Linked DNA regions of Homo sapiens: region 2 is linked to region 1. The links are chromatin loops, found by intact Hi-C in ENCODE. Cell type or tissue: ovary. All regions are shown on one strand. Links, peaks and the distances in the headings refer to the core of each region. The heading gives the core; the rest is flanking DNA. Region 1 holds the start of LOC105378460 (a long non-coding RNA gene). Region 2 overlaps ARL3 (ARF like GTPase 3).

The links. Peaks named below come from ENCODE experiments on the same cell type or tissue, not always from the same donor. Only the 100,000 strongest peaks of a DNase experiment are listed, where the experiment ranks them.
Region 2: a loop joins it to region 1, with 2.1 times the contacts of the local background. A loop is called at or near these places in 60 of 110 quality-filtered maps.

What each region holds. Positions count from the first base shown.
Region 1 is chr10:102,652,567-102,657,566 of GRCh38, forward strand. It overlaps TRIM8 (tripartite motif containing 8), which reads left to right. Exons shown (of 6, transcript NM_030912.3): 2 at 2,087-2,182; 3 at 2,514-2,747; 4 at 3,540-3,571; 5 at 3,704-3,819; 6 at 4,181-5,000. The coding sequence ends at 4,788. It overlaps LOC105378460 (a long non-coding RNA gene), which reads right to left and starts at 2,565. Exons shown (of 3, transcript XR_007062272.1): 1 at 2,481-2,565. RefSeq lists an enhancer at 548-597. In ovary, for the core only: no CTCF peak of the experiment used is centred there; no DNase peak of the experiment used is centred there; H3K27ac peaks cover 253 bases.
Region 2 is chr10:102,695,241-102,711,826 of GRCh38, forward strand. It overlaps ARL3 (ARF like GTPase 3), which reads right to left. Exons shown (of 6, transcript NM_004311.4): 2 at 10,106-10,249; 3 at 4,133-4,249. Among named protein-coding and RNA genes, the nearest start is that of ARL3, 11 kb to the right of the region's middle. In ovary, for the core only: no CTCF peak of the experiment used is centred there; no DNase peak of the experiment used is centred there.

The DNA of each region.
Region 1 (5,000 bases), core at 1-5,000:
GCCTGCCTCTGAAGGAAGGTGGAGAAAGACAGCAGCAAATCCCCATTCTTAAGAGGCCCTGTGTCTTGTAGGGAGATGAGACCATGGTTTGTGAGGCAATTAGAAGACTCCAGAATAGTGCTGTCTAATAGAACTTCTGCATGATGGTAACATTTTATAACTTTAGTATCTGAGACTAGTGATACGTAGGTACTGGGCACTTGAAATGAGGTTGGTGCATGAGGAACCGATACTTAACTTTTTTTTTTTTTTTTGAGACAGACTTTCGCTCTTGTTGCCCAGGCTGGAGTGCAATGGCGCGATCTTGGCTCGCTACAGCCTTCGTCTCCCGGGTTCAAGTGATTCTCCTGCCTCAGCCTCCTGAGTAGTTGCGATTACAGGCATGCACCACCTTGCCCAGCTAATTTTGTATTTTTAGGAGAGATGGGGTTTCTCCATGTTAGGCTGGTCTCGAACTCCCGACCTCAGGTGATCCGCCTGCCTCGGCCTCCCAAAGTGCTGGGATTACAGGCATGAGCCACAGCACCTGACCTTATTTTTTATTTTTTGTTAACTTGGATTTAAATAGCCACATATGACTAGTGGCTACCATATTGGACAGCACAACCTGAGAGGGAGGGCAGAATGGGACAGCCCCACCCCGTAGCCAGGACAGGGAGGGACCTGCACAGGCTCAGAGCAGGGGTCATGGAAAGTTTCCTAGAGGAGTGGGGACTTCAGTTGGGCCTTGAAGAATAGACAGGGGAGGGAGGAGGCACTGTGGGCTGCAGAAGAATGTACCTAGAGCTACAGGGAGTTTCCATGTGTGGAGGGCTGGGGACAGGATACCAGCCCAGCTGGCTGGAAGAGTCAGGGTGTAAAAGAGCCTTCATTGCCATGCTAAAGTAGTTGATAGGACGGAGTCACGGAGAGTTTTTGAGCAGGGGAGAGAGCCTGTCTAAAGAGGCATATCTGGTGAGAGGAGGGCAGGAGAGATGGAGTGACTGGCAGGAAAGGGGTTGTGGGGACAGGAGATTATGAGCTGAGAAGAGCACTTTGGTCCAGCACCTTCCAGCAGCCTGGCCTCAGGTCTTAGGAGACCTCAAATCTCCTTTCTGCCTGGGTCCCACTGAGGGGGCTGAGGGAGCTAGCCAGGACTCCAGAGTCCTAGCTCTCAGTCTTAAGAACAAGGGAGGGGGTGACTGGCCTGATGCCCCCTAATGTAAGGCGAGGGTAAAGTGAGATCTTTGGACTGGGACAGAGGTTCACGTGGCTATGGAAGGGAATTTGACCCCCTGCATCTTAGGGTACTCATCTCTTAGAGGATGCTCCCCAGGGAGAGGCAGCACAGCCTGGGTAAGAACGGACCCTGCTGCCAGATCACCTGTGTTTGTGCCCAAGCTCTGCTATTTACAAGCTGTGTGACTGTGGACAAATTACTTAACCTCTCTAGGCCTCAGTTTCCTCTTCTGTGAAATGAGAATAATGATAGTACTTATCTCATGACATTACTGGGATGATTAGATAAATCTGTACAGGAAAAGTGTTTAGAACAGAGGTTGGTGTAGCCCTGCCCTCAGAAAGCTCAGGGTTTAAATATGCATGGGGGCTGGGCATGGTGGCTCACGCCCATAATCCCCGCACTTTGGGAGGCCGAGGCGGGCAGATCATTTGAGGTCAGTAGTTTGAGACCAGCCTGGCCAACATGGTGAAACCCCGTCTCTACTAAAACTACAAAAAAATTAGCTGGGCGTTGTGGCGCACGCCTGTAATCCCAGCTACTCGGGAGGCTAAGACAGGAGAATCACTTGAACCGGGGAGGCGGAGGTTACAGTGAGCCGAGATCGCACCACTGCACTCCAGCCTGGGCAACAGAGTGAGAATCCATCTAAAAAAATAATAAGATAAATAAATATGCATGGGAAGCTATTCTGGGGAGAGCTGGGAATAGGCCCCTGGGATTGGAGGGGGCCAAAGGGGCTGGGTAGCAGAGGCTTGGTGCCATCGGGTCAAAGGATCCATAGGATGCATGTGTTGTGTAGAGGGAAGCATGGGTCAGGGTTGGAGCCACAGTCCCTCTGATACTCCCACCCAAATGTCCCTGCAGAAGATGCTCATGAAGCAGCAGGACCGGCTGGAGGAGCGAGAGCAGGACATTGAGGACCAGCTGTACAAACTCGAGTCAGACAAGCGCCTGGTGGAGGTAGCTAAGCCCAAGGCCATGCTGCGGGGTGGGGGTGGCTTGAGCGCAGGGCTTTGGGTGAGTTCCTTACTAAGGATTGATTGTGTAGCCCTATGCCAGAACCACTCCATCAGTCATTCAATCAACTGCCCGTGGATGCCCACTGGTGCCAGGGGATGCTGGCCCAGAGCCCTGTGCTACCAGTGGGGAACTGGCAGGTCAGACCTTGCCCTTGGGAGCCTGGGGCAGCCTGGTGACTTAGGGTTCTAGGATGTGAGAAGGGTAAGAGGGGGGGAAACCAAAGGTTTCCAGTGCTTACCTGCCTGCCCACTCCTGCCCTCTGTACTCGCAGGAGAAAGTGAACCAACTGAAGGAGGAAGTTCGGCTGCAGTACGAGAAGCTGCACCAGCTGCTGGACGAGGACCTGCGGCAGACAGTGGAGGTCCTAGACAAGGCCCAGGCCAAGTTCTGCAGCGAGAACGCAGCGCAGGCGCTGCACCTCGGGGAGCGCATGCAGGAGGCCAAGAAGCTGCTGGGCTCCCTGCAGCTGCTCTTTGATAAGACGGAGGATGTCAGCTTCATGAAGGTGGGCTGGGCTCAGGACCAGGCTGGTGGCACCCAGAGGGCCATTTCCAAATTGAGATCTGCAGTTTCCTGCACCTGTAGCTCACATGCCCTTACCTTTGGAGCCAGCATGCATGGGTTCAAATCCACCTGCCTGCTCTTTCTAGCACTGTGACCTTGGGCAAGTCATAGGTACATCCCGGGCCTTGTTCCCTCACCTACGAAGTGGTGTTGATGATACAGGTCTACTATTCTTTATCCACAATTCCACATTTATAAACATCTCTGGAAACTAAACAAATTTTGGCATCTAATTTAACAGCAAAAATTGACCTAAACTGATGTTAGGCAATTTATGGTCTTTATCTTGCTTAGTATGAAAATTCAAACATTTTGCTGCAGAAATGTTGCTGTATTAGATTGTTGTGTCTTGCTGGGGATGATAATGTAATATATGATACAGGCACTGTATTCTCCGTCTAAAATCCAAAAAATTCCAAATTCCAAAACACATCTGGCCCCAAAGACTTGAGCTAAAACAGTGTGGGCCTGCAGAGCCCTTCTCCTCGGGTATGGATGAAGTTATGGATGCACAGAAAGCACTTACAATGCCTGGGTCACGTGGCAAGAGCTCAGTAAATGTTAGCTCTTCTTCCGCAAATGGCCACCCCTACCCCTGCCACTTTCTGTCCAGAATGAGAGGATCCACCCAGCCTGGGGGAGGCTCAGGGGGGGCAGCTTTTGTCTTCCCCTCTCCCCGGGCTCTCCCTGGACTGCCTTTTCCACTGACTTGACTCTTTTCTCTCCCCAACAGAACACCAAGTCTGTGAAAATCCTGATGGACAGGTAAGCTGAGGGCCCTAGCCCTCCCGGGGGCACATCCTGGGGAGGGCAGGGGGGCCAGGCCCATGGCGGGGAGGTAGGGCGGGCTCACCGGTGATGCCTCCTCACAGCAGATGCCCCGTCCACTGCCCCCAGGACCCAGACCTGCACGAGCAGCAGCCTTTCCCCCACTAAGATCGGCCACCTGAACTCCAAGCTCTTCCTGAACGAAGTGGCCAAGAAGGAGAAGCAGCTGCGGAAAATGCTAGAAGGTGAGGGTGGGGTGTTCCGCCGAAGGGAGACAGGGACCTTTGGGGAGGGGTTCAGCGCCACAGCCTTCCCTCCAAGAGGCAGTGTGGCCCAGTCTGGGAGACCTGTCCTCATATCCAGGCTTTGCCACTTGTAGCTGTGGGACAGTGGGTAAGCAACATGACCTCCCCAGCCTCCATTTCTTCAGCTTAAAGTGGGGATATAACTATTCTGTACCTCCTAATGGTAGAGGAGCAAGCATCACCTGAGATGTAACATTCTTGGGCCTCTAGGTGTCAATGGTCCCCAGGTCCAACCCAGGGAGAGGAGGCCTGGGTTGCTTGGGGTGGGAGCTTTGGCGACTTTTGCCCCAACTCTCCACAGGCCCCTTCAGCACGCCGGTGCCCTTCCTGCAGAGTGTCCCCCTGTACCCTTGCGGCGTGAGCAGCTCTGGGGCGGAAAAGCGCAAGCACTCAACGGCCTTCCCAGAGGCCAGTTTCCTAGAGACGTCGTCGGGCCCTGTGGGCGGCCAGTACGGGGCGGCGGGCACAGCCAGCGGTGAGGGCCAGTCTGGGCAGCCCCTGGGGCCCTGCAGCTCCACGCAGCACTTGGTGGCCCTGCCGGGCGGCGCCCAACCAGTGCACTCAAGCCCCGTGTTCCCCCCATCGCAGTATCCCAATGGCTCCGCCGCCCAGCAGCCCATGCTCCCCCAGTATGGCGGCCGCAAGATTCTCGTCTGTTCTGTGGACAACTGTTACTGTTCTTCCGTGGCCAACCATGGCGGCCACCAGCCCTACCCCCGCTCCGGCCACTTTCCCTGGACAGTGCCCTCGCAGGAGTACTCACACCCGCTCCCGCCCACACCCTCCGTCCCCCAGTCCCTTCCCAGCCTGGCGGTCAGAGACTGGCTTGACGCCTCCCAGCAGCCCGGCCACCAGGATTTCTACAGGGTGTATGGGCAGCCGTCCACCAAACACTACGTGACGAGCTAACGCCACGCAGGCGGCGGGGCGCTGGGGAATCTTCCTCCCCAGCCCCCGGGCTCGGGAGTTATGCATCCAGAGACCTGCCCTTCTACCTTCCTCGCCTCCCCTCTTCCTCATTCCATTGCCCCAGGTCTTTTCCTTTTGGATTTTGTTTTGGTTTTGGCTTTGTTTTTGATTTTTTTTTATTATGAATCTCCTGGACGCAGAGGTGACAGTGG
Region 2 (16,586 bases), core at 6,950-11,949, 50 kb after region 1:
TACTGAGTTTTCCTATCCATGAGCACGGACTGTCTCTTTATTTACCTAGATCTTCTTTATGAGTTTTGCAGGTTTCTTCAAGTAGGTCCTGAATGTATTTTGTTAGATTTATGCCTAAGTGTTTCATTTTGGGGGTGCTAAATGGTATTTTGCTATTAATTTCAAATTTCAATTGTTCACTGCTGATATAAAGGAAAGCAACCGACTTGTACATATTAACCTTATATCCTGCAGCCTTGGTATGATCACTTATTAGTTCTAAGTGTTTCCTTGTTGATTTAAAATTTTTTTTTTGTTTTTGAGACTTGTTTTTTGTTTTGAGACTCTTGTTGCCCTGGCTGGAATGCAATGCCATGATCTTGGCTCACCGCAACCTCCACCTTCCGGGTTTAAGCGATTTTCCACCTGAGTAGCTTACGGGCATGTGCCGCCACGCCCAGCTAATTTTGTATTTTTAGTAGAGACGGGGTTTCTCCATGTTGGTCAAGCTGGTCTCGAACTCCTGACCTTAAGTGATCCACTTGCCTCGGCCTCCCAAAGTGCTGGGATTACAGGAATGAGCCATCGCACCAGGCCTGATTTAAAATATTTTTAATTATTTTTATTTTTTTGTTTTTTTCTGAATTAAAAGAATTTTATCTTACCTCACCTTATCTTATCTCATCTTATCTTAGAGAGAGTCTCACTCTTGTTGCCCAGGCTGGAGTGACCACCATGCCCGGCCTTATTTTATTTTTTATTCAGACAGAGTCTCACTCTGTCACCCAGGCTGGAGTGCAGTGGTGCAATCTTGGCTCACTGCAAGCTCCGCCTCCCAGGTTCATGCCATTCTCCTGCCTCAGCCTCCCGAGCAGCTAGGACTACAGGCGCCCGCCACCATGCCCGGCTATTTTTTTGTATTTTTTAGTAGAGACGGGGTTTCACCGTGTTAGCCAGGATGGTCTCGATCTCCTGACCTCGTGATCCACCCACCTCGGCCTCCCAAAGTGCTGGGATTACAAGCGTTAGCCACAGAGCCTGGCCAACATTTTTTTTTTTTTTTTGAGACGGAGTCTTGGTCTGTCGCCAAAGCTGGAGAGCAGTGGCGCAATCTTGGCTCACTGCAACCTGCACCTCCCTGATTCAAGCAATTCTCTGCCTCAGCCTCCCAAATAGCTGGGATTACAGGCGCCCACCACCACGCCTGGCTAATTTTTTGTATTTTTAGTAGAGATGGGGTTTCACCATCTTGGCCAGGCTGGTCTTGAACTCCTGACCTTGTGATCCACCCGCCTCAGCCTCCCAAAGTGCTGGGATTACAGGCGTGAGCCACCGCACCCGGCCAACAGTTTTTTAAAATGCAAAAATTCCTGTCCTCACGGAGCTTACCTTACAGTGCAAGAGAAAGCTAATAAATAAAAATACGTCTGATGGCAATAGGTACAAAGAATCTGCTGATAGATCAGATGAGGGGAGTGAGGAGAGGGAGCCAAGGATGATTGCATTGTTTCCGGAGGAATGGGACTCCCATTTACTGAGAAGACTGTGGGAAGAGTAGGGTTGAGTAGAACAGGATGAAAACAGGAATTTGGTTTTAGACATGTTGAGGCTGAGGGACTTACCAGCCGCTGAAGTGGAGATGTCAAATAGGCAGCTGGCTTATATAGTCATGTGTTGCTTAATGACAGGGGCATGTTCTGAGAAATGCATTATTAGGCAATTCTGACATGGTGCCAACATCATACAGTGTACTTACACACACCTAGATGGTCTACTGCACACCTAGGCTGTATGGCATAGCCTATTGCCCCAGGCTACAAACCTGTACACGAAGTTACTGTATCGAATACTGCAGGCAACTGTAAAACAATGGTAAGTATTTATGGATCTAAACATATAAAAGGTAATGTGTTATGACAGCTATGTCACTAGGTAATATAAATTTTTCAGCTTTATTATAATTTTTTTTTTTTTTTGAGAAAGAGAGTCTCGCTGTGTTGCCCAGGCTGGAGTGCAGTGGCGCAATCTTGGCTCACCGCAATCTCCACCTCCTGGGTTCAAGCAATTCTCTTCCTCAGCCTCCTGAGTAGCTGGGATTACAGGCATCCACCACCATGCCCAGCTAATTTTCATATTTTTAGTAGAGATGCAGTTTCACCATCTTGGCCAGGCTAGTCTTGAATTCCTGACCTCGTGATCCACCTGCCTTGGCCTCCCAAAGTGCTGGGATTACAGGCGTGAGCCGCTGCGCCCGGCAGCTCTATTATAATCTTAAGGGACCACTATCATTTATGAGGTCAGTCACTGACCCAAGTGTCATTATGTGGCACATGACTGTATATGAAACTCAAGTTCAGGGGAGAATTCCAGGCTAGAGATGATAGTTTGAGATTCATAAGCATCTAAGTGGTCATTAAATCCTTCAAATTAGACGAGGTCACCTAAGCAGTGACTCAGAGAAGAAAAACACAAGGACTCCGGGGCTCTCTAACATTTGGAGGTTGGGAGATTAAAAAAAAATAGCAATGGAGATTTAGGAGGAGTAGCCAGTGAGGAGGAAAACCAAGATAGAATGGTGTCTTGGAAGCCAAGAAAAGACAATGTTTCAAAGAGAGCATGACCAATGTTAAATGGCCTGATAGGTCAAGTGAGATGAGTACTGAAAACTGAACCCTACTTTTAGCAATGTGGAATTATCAGTGACCCTGAAAAGAAGGCTCAAGAGTAACTAGGAGGAGATAAAGCAAAGACAGAGAGCATAACAAACTCTTTCAAGGAGTTTTGCTATAAAGGGAGGCTGAGGAATGGGACAGTATTGGAGGGGGATGTATGGTCAGGAGGAGTTTTCTGGGGCTTATTTTTTCTTCATTAAGCAAGAGAAGCTACAGGATATGTTTATGTTGATGGGAATGATCCAGAGGAGAGAGACACTTAGGAAACAACAGCAGAAGGTGAAGCTGTTTGAGATGCAAGATGATTTCTTTTTTTTTTTCTTGTCTTGAGACAGAGTATCACTCTGTCTTCCAGGCTGGAGTGTGGTGGCCTGATCTCAATCTGGGCTCACTGCAACCTCCGCCTCCTGGGCTCAAGCGATCCTCCCACCTCAGCCACCCCAAACTGCTGAGATTACAGGCATGAGCCACCACACCTGGTCTAGATGATTTCTATTCGTAATAAAGACATAGATATGGCTGCTATTATTGCAGTTTATTGCCTTTCATCATAATTGATGTAAACGCAAACTTTTGGTTAGAGGTTAGTAAAAGCGACATGCAATTTTTCTCCCATCTAAGTTCATGAGCCCCCCTAGTTTTAGGGTATGATTATGCAAGTATGTGGCTGAGGTAGAGTAGATGACAAGACCATTGAAGGAGGGCTGGTGAAGGAACTGAGAGGCTGAGGTTTTGTGGAAATCATGTAAGTGGACAGTGAAATCTCCAAGAATTCTGAAACTGTGATGGTCCTAAAGGAAGTGACAGCGAGCTGGGAGCTAAAATCTCGGCCTCCACTTGAATGAACGCTCCCTGAGTCAGGGTATTCCCAATGCACGAGGCAGCTTCTCCTACTACTGGACGATTGTAATTATAGGAAACTTCTTCCTTAATCTGAATTACATTCTACCACCTAACATTCCCCATCTTGCTCTTGGCTCAGCCCTCTAGAACTATTCAATCCCTCTGACTTAAGATAATTCTTGAAGCAGCCTAGACAGTTCCCAGTGTTCTCTTTTCCAGGAATAACATTCTCAGGTCTTTCAACCACTCCTTACACATCATGGTTTCCAGTACTTTCACTATTTTGCTTGCTCTCTTTGCAATACACTTGATTCGTTGTCTTCCTAGGGGTGACAGTCAGTGGCATGATCTTCTGACTTCCCTTCTGCTATTCAAATCACTATGGCAATTAATAACACTTTATTTTGCCAAGATGGGTGTGGGTACAACATTGTTACTGAGCGACAGCAAAACATCTTATACAAGTTATACAAAGATGTTTTTCCTTTATAATCTGTAGCCTTCTGCTATCCCTGCTAAATTCACAGTGATTAATGTTATGGTGGTGGAATTACTGACAAGAAAGAATGTTACAGTGTCCATGTTTCTAACACATGGCAGAAAATACTATGAATTAGTGCGTCAGAAGGAGTACTTACAAGAATATCGGTATTTTCAAAATAATTCTTCCAGTATGGTCTGATTTTCCTCTGTCCACCAATGTCCCATACATTCAGTTTAAAACCTTGTGATTGTACACTTTTGATGTTGAAACCCTGAAACAGGGACAAAAACATCAAGTTTTATTAAACTTTGGGATCATAATTCTGACAAAGTTACATTTAATAGCTATGTTTTTTATTAATTCTAAAGTACTCTGCCATATGTGATACTGGTAATGCTGAAAATGATTTGTTGTGACAGAGAATACAGAAACATATTTATACATGCTTGTTTCATCCAGGTTGTGGAGTCAGTGTTAATAATGTCAGGCTAACACAATGTTTTTCTACAATGAACATATATACATATATAATTACTGAGGATAACTCCAAATGAGAATAGCTCTAATTAACCAACACACATCACATGCCCATGAATCTTCAGGATGGTAAAATTTAACAGGACATTTCATGTAACTAACAACAAAAAAAAAGCTGAATCTGAAGACTCAACAGGAAAGAACACAAGCTAAATTTAAAGAGGCAAAAGCTACAAATCTAGAGGATTAGATTCTTCAAGAGCAGCTCAAAATAAATTTCCTACAGGGATTAATCAGGAAAAAGAGCAGAACTGAGGATGCTATGGGGGAGGCTGGGTTTGTAACTCGAATATATCAGCCCAGTAGGGAGGTGGAGCCCTCAGTTGCAGACACTGATGGAAACAAACAAGTGGTCAGTTAAAATTGTGCTTTCAGGCTGGGTGCGTAGCTCACGCCTGTAATCCCAGCACTCTGGGAGGCCGAGGCGGATGGATCAGGAGGTCAGGAGTTCGAGATCAGCCTGGTCAATATGGTGAAACACCGTCTCTACTAAAAATACAAAAATTAGCCAGGCGTGTTGGCGCATGCCTGGAGTCCCAGCTACTCAGGATGCCGAGGCAAGAGAATCACTTGAACCCTGGAGGCAGAGGTTGCAGTGAGCTGAGATCATGCCACTGCACTCTGGCCTGGGCGACAGAGTGAGATTCCATCTCAAAAAAAAAAAAAGTGCTTTCATAGGGAACTATGATGAACTTGAACTTGAAAAGGAAGTCTTCATTTTTTTTTTGAGACAGAGTCTCGCTCTGTTGCCCAGACTGGAGTGCAGTGGCATGGTCTTGGCTCACTGCAACCTCCGCCTCCCAAGTTCGAGTGATTCTCCTGCCTCAGCCTCCCGAGTAGCTGGAATTACAGGCGCCTGCCACCACACCCGGCTAATTTTTTGTATTTTTAGTAGAGACAGGGTTTCACCATATTGGTCAGGCTGGTCTCAAACTCCTGACCTCATGATCCGCCCACCTTGGCCTTCCAAAGCACTGGGATTACAGGCATGCGCCACTGTGCCCAGCCGGAAGTCTTTTTTTTTTTTTTTTTTTTGCAGAGTTGTGCTCTCGGCTCACCGCAACCTCCACCTCCCGGATTCAAGCGATTATCCTGCCTCAGCCTCCCGAGTAGCTGGGATTACAGGCATGCGCCACCATGCCTGGCTAATTTTGTATTTTTAGTAGAGATGGGGTTTCTCCATGTTGGTCAGGCTGGTCTTGAACTCCCGACCTCAGGTGATCCGCCCGCCTCAGCCTCCCAAAGTGCTGGGATTACAGGTGTGAGCCACTGCACCGGGCTGGAAGTCTTCATTTTTAAGACAGTTACTTGAGGTGAAACTTTGAGGAAGGTGAGCAAATCAGGGACAGGCAGAATTGCCAGGTGGGGGTCAGTGTGGAAAGAAACAAATTAACAAGCCCTTTGGGGTTCCCAGAGAATGTATTGCATGAACAAGAATTTTTTTTAAAGTCTTCTTGCAAAAATTACATAGGGAAACCAGGATTTGAAAAACCCAGTCAACAGCTTGCTACCACAGAAGAGACATTTCATCCAGAATAACTGGAGTTAGATAGCTTTGGGGATGCCTCCACAAACATTTGTTTCATGTGGTAGCCTGTCAACACTGCTGCCTGGCACAGAAGGAGAAGGCACAGTGCAATAGGACAGGAATATTGCCACCCAATTTCCACTGCGGATACACAGTCTCTGGAGGATAACTGGGGATCCTGCTGACTCTCACTTCTCTAACACGCCAATGACTGAATACATTAGAAGTTCGAGAATTCTAAAGGGAAATGGCTTAAGCTTATTGAAAAAAGTTTCATTGTGACTCACTGGCAAAACTACTTTAGTGTATTTAAAAATTCCACACTCAACAATGATATTAAATGTCAAACTCAGTAATACTGAATCCTTTCTGGAATAAAGCAGAAAATAAATAACAGTAAATCTTGGAATACAAGTAACAGTGAATCTTGGAATTTGACCATATGTATCAATGGGCTTAAACAGCTATAAGTCATGAGACCCAACAAATCTAGGAATTTATTCTGAGGAAATAATAATGATGAATGGGCAAAAACATTTAGAGATGTATATTACATAAGTATTTACATATATAATAACATAGAAAGATGTTCATGATCTATTATTAAGTGAACAAGAGGAGACAGGTTCAGTGGCTCACACCCATAATCCCAATTTTGGGAGACTGAGGCGGGAGGACTGCTTGAGCCCAGGAGTTCAAGGCCAGCCTGGGCAATGTAGTGAGACCCCATCTCTACCAAAAAAAAAAAAAAAAAAAAATTAGCTGGGTGTGGTGGCACATGCCTGCAGTCCTAACTACTCAGGAGCCTGAGGTGGGAAGATTGCTTGAACCCAGGAATTTGAGGCTGCAGTGAGCTATGGATGGTGCCACTGTACTCCAGCCTGGCCGACAGAGTGAAACCCCGTCTCTAAAAAAAATCTATATCTAGATATAGATGATACAAGCTAGTATATCCTCTATGAGCCATTTTTATTTTTTATTTTAAATATACCCATCATATATATGCATAGAAAAAAACTTGATACATTCCTAAATGTGAACAGTGGTATGTCTGACTGGGCATTATAGGTGACTTTTAGTTTCTCAATTGTATTTATTTATACTTCCTAAATTTACTACAATGAGCATTTATTACTTTTTCTAATATAAAACAAAAAACATAATAAAAGTTTGTTTTTAAAGAATATGAAACCTTGACACAATATAATATCAGAGTTACCTATAACACATCAAACAAAGCCTGAAGGTTAGAATGAGAACTTTGGGTTCCTAACTTTGAGTTTATTTCTGTGTTTGCAGTGTGGAAGTCTTCACGTTAGTGTTCTTGAGAGACACAGTTTATTGCTAATACTAAAAAAACAAAAACAAAAACAAAAAAACCCCACAAGCGCATGCACACAAAAACTAGTGCTTCTTTTTCTGGCAGAAATCTTGACACACTAATATGTGTTTTCAGCCCTTCTAGGCTAGATTACTGTAATTTGCTTGGGCTATACATTAAATTTGTTCAGAAGCTGTAAAAATTGTTCATTTGGTAGCAGTTGAAATGACTTTTCCATAAAGAGTTGTGAATCAGTAAGACTCATGGGCCGTGAAGTATGCATGCACACCAGCACAGCCATTCAAACCTGACACCAGGGTCTTATCACGGTACAGTGATGGAAAATAACTCTGGTTTTGCTAAAACCTCTAACCTTTAATGCTCAAACACTTTAAAGTGACTAAGACCAACAAGCTCTCCCTGTTGGCTTAGCCAAAGGTCAGGCATTCTTAGGATTTCCTACAGGGAATGAGTTCTAAGAAACCCACTACAGTTTTTCCAATCAGGTCTTGTCTTTTTTTTTTTTTTTTTTTTTTGAGACGGAGTCTCACTCTGTCGCCAGGCTGGAGTGCAATGGCACAATCTCAGCTCACTGTAATCTCCGCCTCCCAAGTTCAAGCCATTCTCCTGCCTCAGTCTCCTGAGTAGCTGGGATAACAGGTGCACACCACCACATCCAGCTAATTTTTGTATTTTTAGTAGAGACAGGATTTCACCATGTTGTCCAGGATGGTCTCCATGTCCTGACCTCATGATCCACCCACCTCGGCCTCCCAAAGTGCTGGGATTACAGGCATGAGCCATGGTGCCCAGGACTTGTCTTTTTTTTTTTTTTTTTTTTTTTTTTTTTTTTTTTTGTGATGGAGTCTCGCTCTGTCGCCCAGGCTGGAGTGCAGTGGCATGATCTCGGCTCACTGCAAGCTCCACCTCCTGGGTTCACGCCATTCTCCTGCCTCAGCCTCCCAAGTAGCTGGGACTACAGGTGCCCACTGCCACGCCCAGCCAATTTTTTGTATTTTTAGTAGAGACGGGGTTTCACCATGTTAGCCAGGATGGTCTCGATCTCCTGACCTTGTGATCCGCCCACCTCGGCCTCCCAAAGTGCTGGGATTATGGGCATGAGCCACCACGCCCGGCCCAGGACTCATCTTTAAACCTCCACGCTGTGAGCACTATCATTCCCTTATCCTTTATGCTTTGCTTGCTTGCCCTTTTCAGGAAAGAGGAAGGTTGATGAGACTGGATTTAAAAAGGCAGGTAATTGGCCGGGCAAGGTGGTTCACGCCTGTAATCCTAGCACTTTGGGAGGCCGAGGCAGGTGGACTGCCTGAGCTCAGGAGTTCGAGACCAGCCTGGGCAACAACGGTGAAACCCTGTCTCTACTAAAATACAACAAATTAGCCAGGCGTGGTGGCGTGCACCTGTAGTCCCAGCTACTTGGGAGGCTGAGGCAGGAGAATCACTTGAACCCAGGAGGCGCAGGTTGCAGTGAGCTGAGATTGCACTGCTGCATTCCAGCCTGGGAAACAGAACGAGACTCTGTCTCCAAAAAAAAAAAAAAAAAAAAAAAGGCAGGTAATTTTTTTTTCTTTTAAAAATTGATACATATTTGTATTTATTAAGTCTGAAAAGTACACGGTAAAATATTAACCATGGTTTTTCTCAGAGTTTTCTCCTTTATACTTTCTCTGTGTTTTCTACATGCACTACTTTCATAATCAGAGAAGATAAAGCTATTTTTTAAAAAAGAATAGGCTGGGTGTGGTGGCTCACACCTGTAATCCCAGCACTTTGGGAGGCTGGGGTGGGTGGATCATTGAGGTCTGGAGTTTGAGACCAGCCTGGCCAACATGGCAAAACCCTGGCTCTACAAAAAAATACAAAAATTAGCGGGCCATGGCGGTGTGCGCCTGTAATCCCAGCTACTAGGGAGGCTGAGGTCCAAGAATCGCTTGAACCTGGGAGGCGGAGGTTGCAGTGAGCCAAGATTGCACTACCACACTTCAGCCTGTGTGACAAAGCAAGACTGTGTCTCAAAAAATAAATAATTTAAAGAAATAAAATAAAAATAAAAAGAATATAGGTACTCAGATCTGCTGGATTTGTCTATATACACACAAACACACACATGTGTATATATGTATACATATATTTTAAATTGTAACATAACACGTACAATATGCAGCTGCTGAGGACATGTGCGGGTGGGGAAGGTGGGGCAGAGACGGAAGAGGGGTGCATGTGCTGAAAGGTGCTGTGTGGAGGCTGAAGCCCAGTGGGATGCAGATGCTGCAGTGGGGTGGCCTGATGAAGTGGGTACTGTGAAGTGTGTCTGCGTACACATTTTAACGTTATAACATAAAACGTACCATTTCAGCCATTTTAAAGTGTACAGTTCCATGGCATTAAATACATTCACACTGTGGGCCGTTACCCACAGAACTCTTTCCATCTTGCAAAACTGACTCACTGTACCCGTTAAACAATAACTCCCCATTCCCCCTCCCCAGCTCCAGTAACCACCATTCTGCATTCTGTCTCTATGAATCTGACTACTCTAAATACCTCATGAGAATGGAATCTCTTACATATTTTTGAAATCTGGTTATCTTTAGATTGTATAGACTTTTCTCAGAGACAAAACTTGGAAGTGGACAAAACTGTATTTCCCATTTTGTCTTTCACATTGCTATTATCGTCTTCCTGTGTCACACGGCATCTGGAGCCAAGGCAGTGCTCACCTGTGTAGGTGTGATGTGGCTGATGTCTTCAGATGCAAGCTGCTTCAGAAGAGTGGTCTTGCCAGCATTATCCAAGCCCAGGAGAAGTATTCTCACCTCCTGGTCTGGTGCACTTTTCAACTTGCGCAAAATTGAGAGCAAGCCCTTCAACAACCACAAAGGAGACAGATTACTCTGGGGGCACTGACTGTGATATTAACTGGATATGAGAATAACTTCTCCTTGAAAAAAGTTATTGGTTATGGAGAGCTTATGTTATTATTTTTCATTCTAATGCCACTTATTCCATTTGCTTCCTCTTTCCAAGTTTCGGTAGAAGTGCTACAGTAAATTCAGCAACTTAATAAGTAGCAGGGCTTATTTCTGCTCCTCCAATCAATCTAGCTTAGCAGTCACCCCAAATCTCCTGGGAGTGTGAACTCTACCCCATCTGTGTTCCTAAAGCCCTTTACATACACTTAGAGCAGAACATTCATCATATCAAACTAGGTAACTGATGTTTGTATTTTTCTCCTTTACTAAAGTTTCTCGTGGTAAGGGCTATACTTGTCCCATAATGCCTGGCACTTATCAAACAGACACTAGATAACACTTGTGGAATTAAATAGGATGACACACCCAAGTTAACACACGATTTTAAGGTGTTATACAAAAATATATAAAAAGGCTATATAAAATTATAGTTGGGCTTCCTGTTAATGATTTTATCTATTTCATCATTTCACATTGCATGCCTGTATCAAAACATCTCATGTACCCTATAAATATATAACACCATGGACCCACAAAAATTAAAAGGAAAAAATTTTTAAAAAAGATTTTATCGCCGGGCACGGTGGCTCACATCTGTAATCCCAGCACTTTGGGAGGCCAAGGTGGGCGGATCACGAGGTCAGGAGATCGAGACCATCCTGGCTAACACGGTGAAACCCTGTCTCTACAAAAAATATAAAAAATTAGTCGGGCGTGGTGGCAGGCGCTTTGTAGTCCCACCTACTCGAAATGCTGAGGCAGGAGAATCGCTTGAACCTGGGAGGCGGAGGTTGCAGTGAGCCGATATTGCACACTGCACTCCAGCCTGGGTGACAGAGCAAGACTCCGTCTCAAAAAAAAAGATTTTATCTATTTCAGCACATCTTCAAGACTTCTTCATTCAAAATGTTCTACTATCATCTTTCACAAGACCCTACAGGATAGGTGCATGGTATAGATAATCTGTGTTTTTTAGATGAAAAATTTGGTACAACAGAGAAGTTAAGAAATCATAAAAGGCATCCATGAAGCAAAACAAAACAAAACAAAACAAAAACCCACCAAAATTAACCAAGGAATTTTTTACTGTTAATCTAATATTTCCCTCTGTCACCCAGGCTGGAGTGCAGTGGTGCAATCTCGGCTCAACTACAACCTCTGTCTCCTGGGTTCAAGCAATTCTTGTGCCTCAGCCTCCAGAGTAGCTGGTATTACAGGCATGTGCCACCATGCCTAGCTAATTTTTATATTTTTAGTAGAGATGGGGTTTCGCCATGTTAGCCAGGCTGGTCTTGAACTCCTGGCCTCCAGCGATCAGCCCACCTTGGCCTCCCAAAGTGCTGGGATTACAGGCCATGAGCCACCTCTCCTGGCCATTATTTATTATTTTTTATGGATAGAAATATAAAGCATGTTGCTGGGCATGGTGGCTCACGCCTATAATCCCAGCACTTTGGGAGGCCAAGGCAGGAGGGCTGCTTGAGCCCAGGAGTTCAAGACCAGCCCTGGCAACATAGTGAGACCCTGTCCCTACAAAAAATAAAAAACAAATAAGCCAGGCATGGTGGCGCAGGCCTGTGGTCCCAGCTACTCAGGAAGCTGAGGTGAGAGAATTGCTAGAGCCTGGGAGGTCGAGATTGCAGTAAGCTGTATTTGTACCACTGCACTCCAGCCTGGGTGACAGAGTGAGACTCTGTCTCAAAAAGAAAAAAAAAGAAAAAAGAAAAAGAAAACAAAGAAAAAATAAATAAACCATGTTGATTTTTAGTTAAGAACATAAGAACATCTTTATAGGAAAGTTATTTGTTCTGTGCTATAGCTGATAATCTTGTTCTAACGACACATGGCTAGAACAAGAGTCAAAGAATCCCAGAGTTTAAAGGGCATATAATTTAATCTCCCAGCCCAAGAAGAAATTCCTTCAAACTGAGTCTTAGAATTATGCAAAATGGTTGTATTTGTTATTCACATTGTACCAGGCAATAATTCAAACCAGTTTGTTCACTAAGATCAAAGGATACTTCTGAGAAATAATTCTCAACAACTGCATCTTTGGACAATCATACGCAAATATGCATAATTATTAAGAATTCCTTTCTGCCTCAGAGACTCTTTGTTTACCACTTCTAGTACTGTATCTGTACTGACTTGCTAAGGACCACATTAACCTTTCTATGCCTCAATTTTTTCCAGCAGTAAGATGGAAGGTTTAGTCTAAGCTAGACAAATTCTATGCCAAAAGATTTGGGGGACAGAGATTGAATAGATTGGAAACAAACAGAAGTCTGGCTTTTTAAAAGGCCAGACTTTTTTTTCCTTTTTCTTTTTTTTGGGGGGACAGGGTCTTCCTCTGTGGCCTAGGCTGGAATGTAGTGGCGTGAACACGGCTAACTGCAGCTTCGACTCCCTGGGCTCAAGCGATCCTCCCACCTCAGCCTCTCCAGTAGCTGGGACTACCGGCTCACACCACCACGCCCCACTAAGTTTTGTATTTTTTGTAGAGATGGGGTTTTGCCATGTTGCCCAGGCTGGTCTTGAACTCCTAAGCTCAAGCGATCCACCCAAAGGCAAGATTTTTTTTTTTGCTGTTTTTATCTCATCTGGTCTTGAATACTTTGACAGCATTCCTTCTTAAAACTATATTTACAAGAAGTCTCCCTGGTTTCTATTAGCTATATTGCAATCACTCATTTATAATATCACCTTTCAGAAAAGTAAAAATTAAAATTCTGAGATCCTTAGGGGACTGGTGACATAAAAAGGCTAAGAGGAAAACCCATTTTACTACTCATCCTGAGTTCCTGATTGTAAGTGAAAAGAAGAGGTCTCATTACCTCTTAAAATAAATTATAAAACATCTGGAATTTATCAAATTAGTACATTAAATGACACAGGCAAAGTTCTTCTCATGCATTTTCTGCTTAGTGCAGAAATTATGAAGGAAGATCTGTTTCCTATTTTAAAAAAAATTTTTTTTGGCCGGGTGTGGTGGCTCACACCTGTAATTCCAGCACTTTGGGAGGCCGAGGTGGGTGGATCACTTGAGGTCAGGAGTTCGAGACCAGCCTGGCCAACATGGCGAAATCCCGTATCTACTAAAAATACAAAATTAGCCGGGTATGGTGGCACATGCCTGTAATCCCAGCTACTTGGGAAGCTGAGGCAGGAGAATTGCTTAAACCCAGGAGGTAGAGGTTGCAGTGAGCCAAGATCATGCCTCTGCACTCCAGCCTGGACAACAAAAGTGAAACTCCATCTCAAAACAAAAACAAAAAATAAAACCATATATTATATATATATATATATATATATTTTTTTTTTTTTTGAGACAAGGTCTCACTCCTAATGCCAGGCTGGAGTACAGTGGTGAAATCATGGTTCACTACAGCTTCAGCCTCCCAGGCTCAGGTGATCCTTCCACCTCAGCCTCCGGAGTAGCTGGGACTATAGATGTGTACAACCGCACCCAGCTAATTTTGTGTATTTTTAGTAGAGACAGGGTTTCACTATGTTGCCCAAGCTAGTCTCAAACTCCTGGCCTTAGGCAATCTGCCCGTGACGGCCTCCCAAAGTGCTGGGATTACAAGAGTGAGCCACTGCACCCGGCCTATAAAATATTTTCAAAGTTTAAAATTAATGTTTTGGGTTTTTCCTCATGTGTCTCTTTTAAAGAAGTTACTAAAAATACTGTTTTTTTTTTCAGGCAGAGACTTGCTCCACACTCATTACATTTGATATTAAAGAATTAAGAGAAAAACAAGGCCAGGCACAGTGGTTCACACCTGTAATACCAGTGCTTTGGGAGGCTGAGGCAGGAGGATAGCTCAAGGCCAGGAATTCAAGATCAGCCTGGGCAACAAACACGAGACACATATCCCTACCAAAAAAAAAAAAAAAAAATTATCCAGGTGTGGTGGTGTGCACCTGCGGTTCCAGCTACTCAGGAGGCTGAGACAGAAGGATGGCTTGAGCCCAAGAGTTTGAGGCTGCAGTGAACTATGGTCGGGCCACTGCATTATGGGCTAGGTGACAGAGCAAGACTCTGTCTCAAAAAAAAAAAAAAAAAAAAAGAGACAAACATAATGTTTATTCACCTTAAAAGGAGAGGAGCAAAGCACAGATAAGAAAGAAAAAGAAATCATTCTAACTATAAGGCTGAGTGCAGTGGCTCATGCCTGTAATCCCAGCACTTCGGGAGGCTGAGGCTGGCGGATCATTTGAGGCCAGGAGTTTGAGACCAACCTGGCCAACATGGTGAAACCCTGCCTCTACTAAAAATACAAAAAATTGGCCAGGCATGGTGGTGGGCACCTATATTCCCAGCTACTTGGGAGGCTGAGGCAGGAGAATCGCTTGAACCTGCGAGGTGGAGGTTGCAGTGAGCCGAGATCACACCAGTGTACTCCAGCCTGGGCCACAGAGCTAGACTGTTTCAAAAAAAAAAAAAATTCTAACTATAGATAAACTTTATTAACCTAATGGTGTAGAATACAGTGCTTCTACATTTCTAATGAGTAATTTTCCTTATTAGGAAATAATAACTTCAGATACTTCACCTTTGAGTGAAATTACAGAGAAATGCAAAGTTCAGCTAATGTTTTCTTCCAGCAAAATGATAAATGGCATTTCAAGCATGGTCTAGGGAAGACAAGTGCAAATATAATACAGCATCATATTAATCCAACTACTGAGGATGGGATCACAGGATTATCAGGGTTTGCTAAATAGGGAAGAGGATATTTATAGAGATCAGGGTTCTGCCTGAAAGGTACAAAGTAAGCTGATTTAAGAGGCTGGATGAAAGAGACCAGAATAAGTCTATTCTGTGCATCTATACATATATGCCCATATTTTATTTTAACTGTCAAATGAAGGGAGACAGCGATTAGAAGTTAAATTTATCATAGGGCTGAGTTTTGCAGTATAAATACAATGACATTAATTTTTAAAGTGCATTTTTTGGCCAAAATATCCATTCACGCAATTATCATTAAACACCCTTAATGTGCCCCAAGTACAACAGTGAGCAAAACGGGCATGATCTCTATGTAGGATTTATATTCCTGTGACATTAAATAAAACAATTTAAGAAACATGAACTTCAGTTAAAAGTATATTGTGTGTTACCAGCATGTGTGTATACAAGTTATCTACACCCTGGTGGGCAGAAGTGGTCTGACTCAACCACAAAACATTTAAACAAACTTTTCTACAGTCAAATCATGAATAGATGTGCTATGGACTACAGACGTTTTATCTGCCTCGAAATCAGCTTAAACTACTGGCAGAGGCATGGTGCCCTGACCTAAAACAATACAAACTAGGTCATTCAAAGAAACCAGAGTGGTGGAGGGAGAAGGAATGCGTTGGTATATGGAAAATATATGTGGTTGTGAGGACCAGCTAAAATTTGAATTCTGAAATTACGAAGCCAACAGTCAAGTACATACGGTCCCCATAACTAGCTTAAATATAACTGACTTCCATTTGTTTTTACGTCTTTCAACTGAACTCCTATCAGCTTAAAGCTCAAAATTGAGAACTTAATCCAAACTGTGTCTTCTTTCTCATCACCCTCTCCTAAATAAATACAAACAATGTTTCCTAAGGAACAAAGTCTGAGCATCTCCTCAGGAAGAGTGGGTTCCCACTTCACCAGAGTCCTAATGAAATGAATGTTATGGGCTTTAGAATTTCACAGACTTGTATTCAGCTTCTGTGTGTGTGTGTGTGTGTGTGTATATATATATATATATGTATGTATATGTATCTGTATATATATATGTATATATATGTATGTGTGTGTGTGTTTTTATATATATATATGTATATACATAACACTGCACACAGTTTCAGCTAGAAAATAGGAACAGGCCGGGCGCGGTGGCTCACGCCTGTAATCCCGGCACTTTGGGAGGCCGAGGCGGGCGGATCACGAGGTCAGGAGATACAGACCATCCTGGCTAACATGGTGAAACCCCGTCTCTACTAAAAACACACACACACAAAATTAGCCGGGCGTGGTGGCGGGCGCCCATAGTCCCATCTGCTGCGGAGGCTAAGGCAGGAGAATGGCGTGAACCCGGGAGGCGGAGCTTGCAGTGAACGGAGATCGCGCCACTGCACTCCAGTCTGGGTGACAGAGCAAGACTCCGTCTCAAAAAAAGAAAAAAAAAAGAAGAAAACAGGAACAATACTTACATCTCAAGAGATGATGCTATGAGGATGA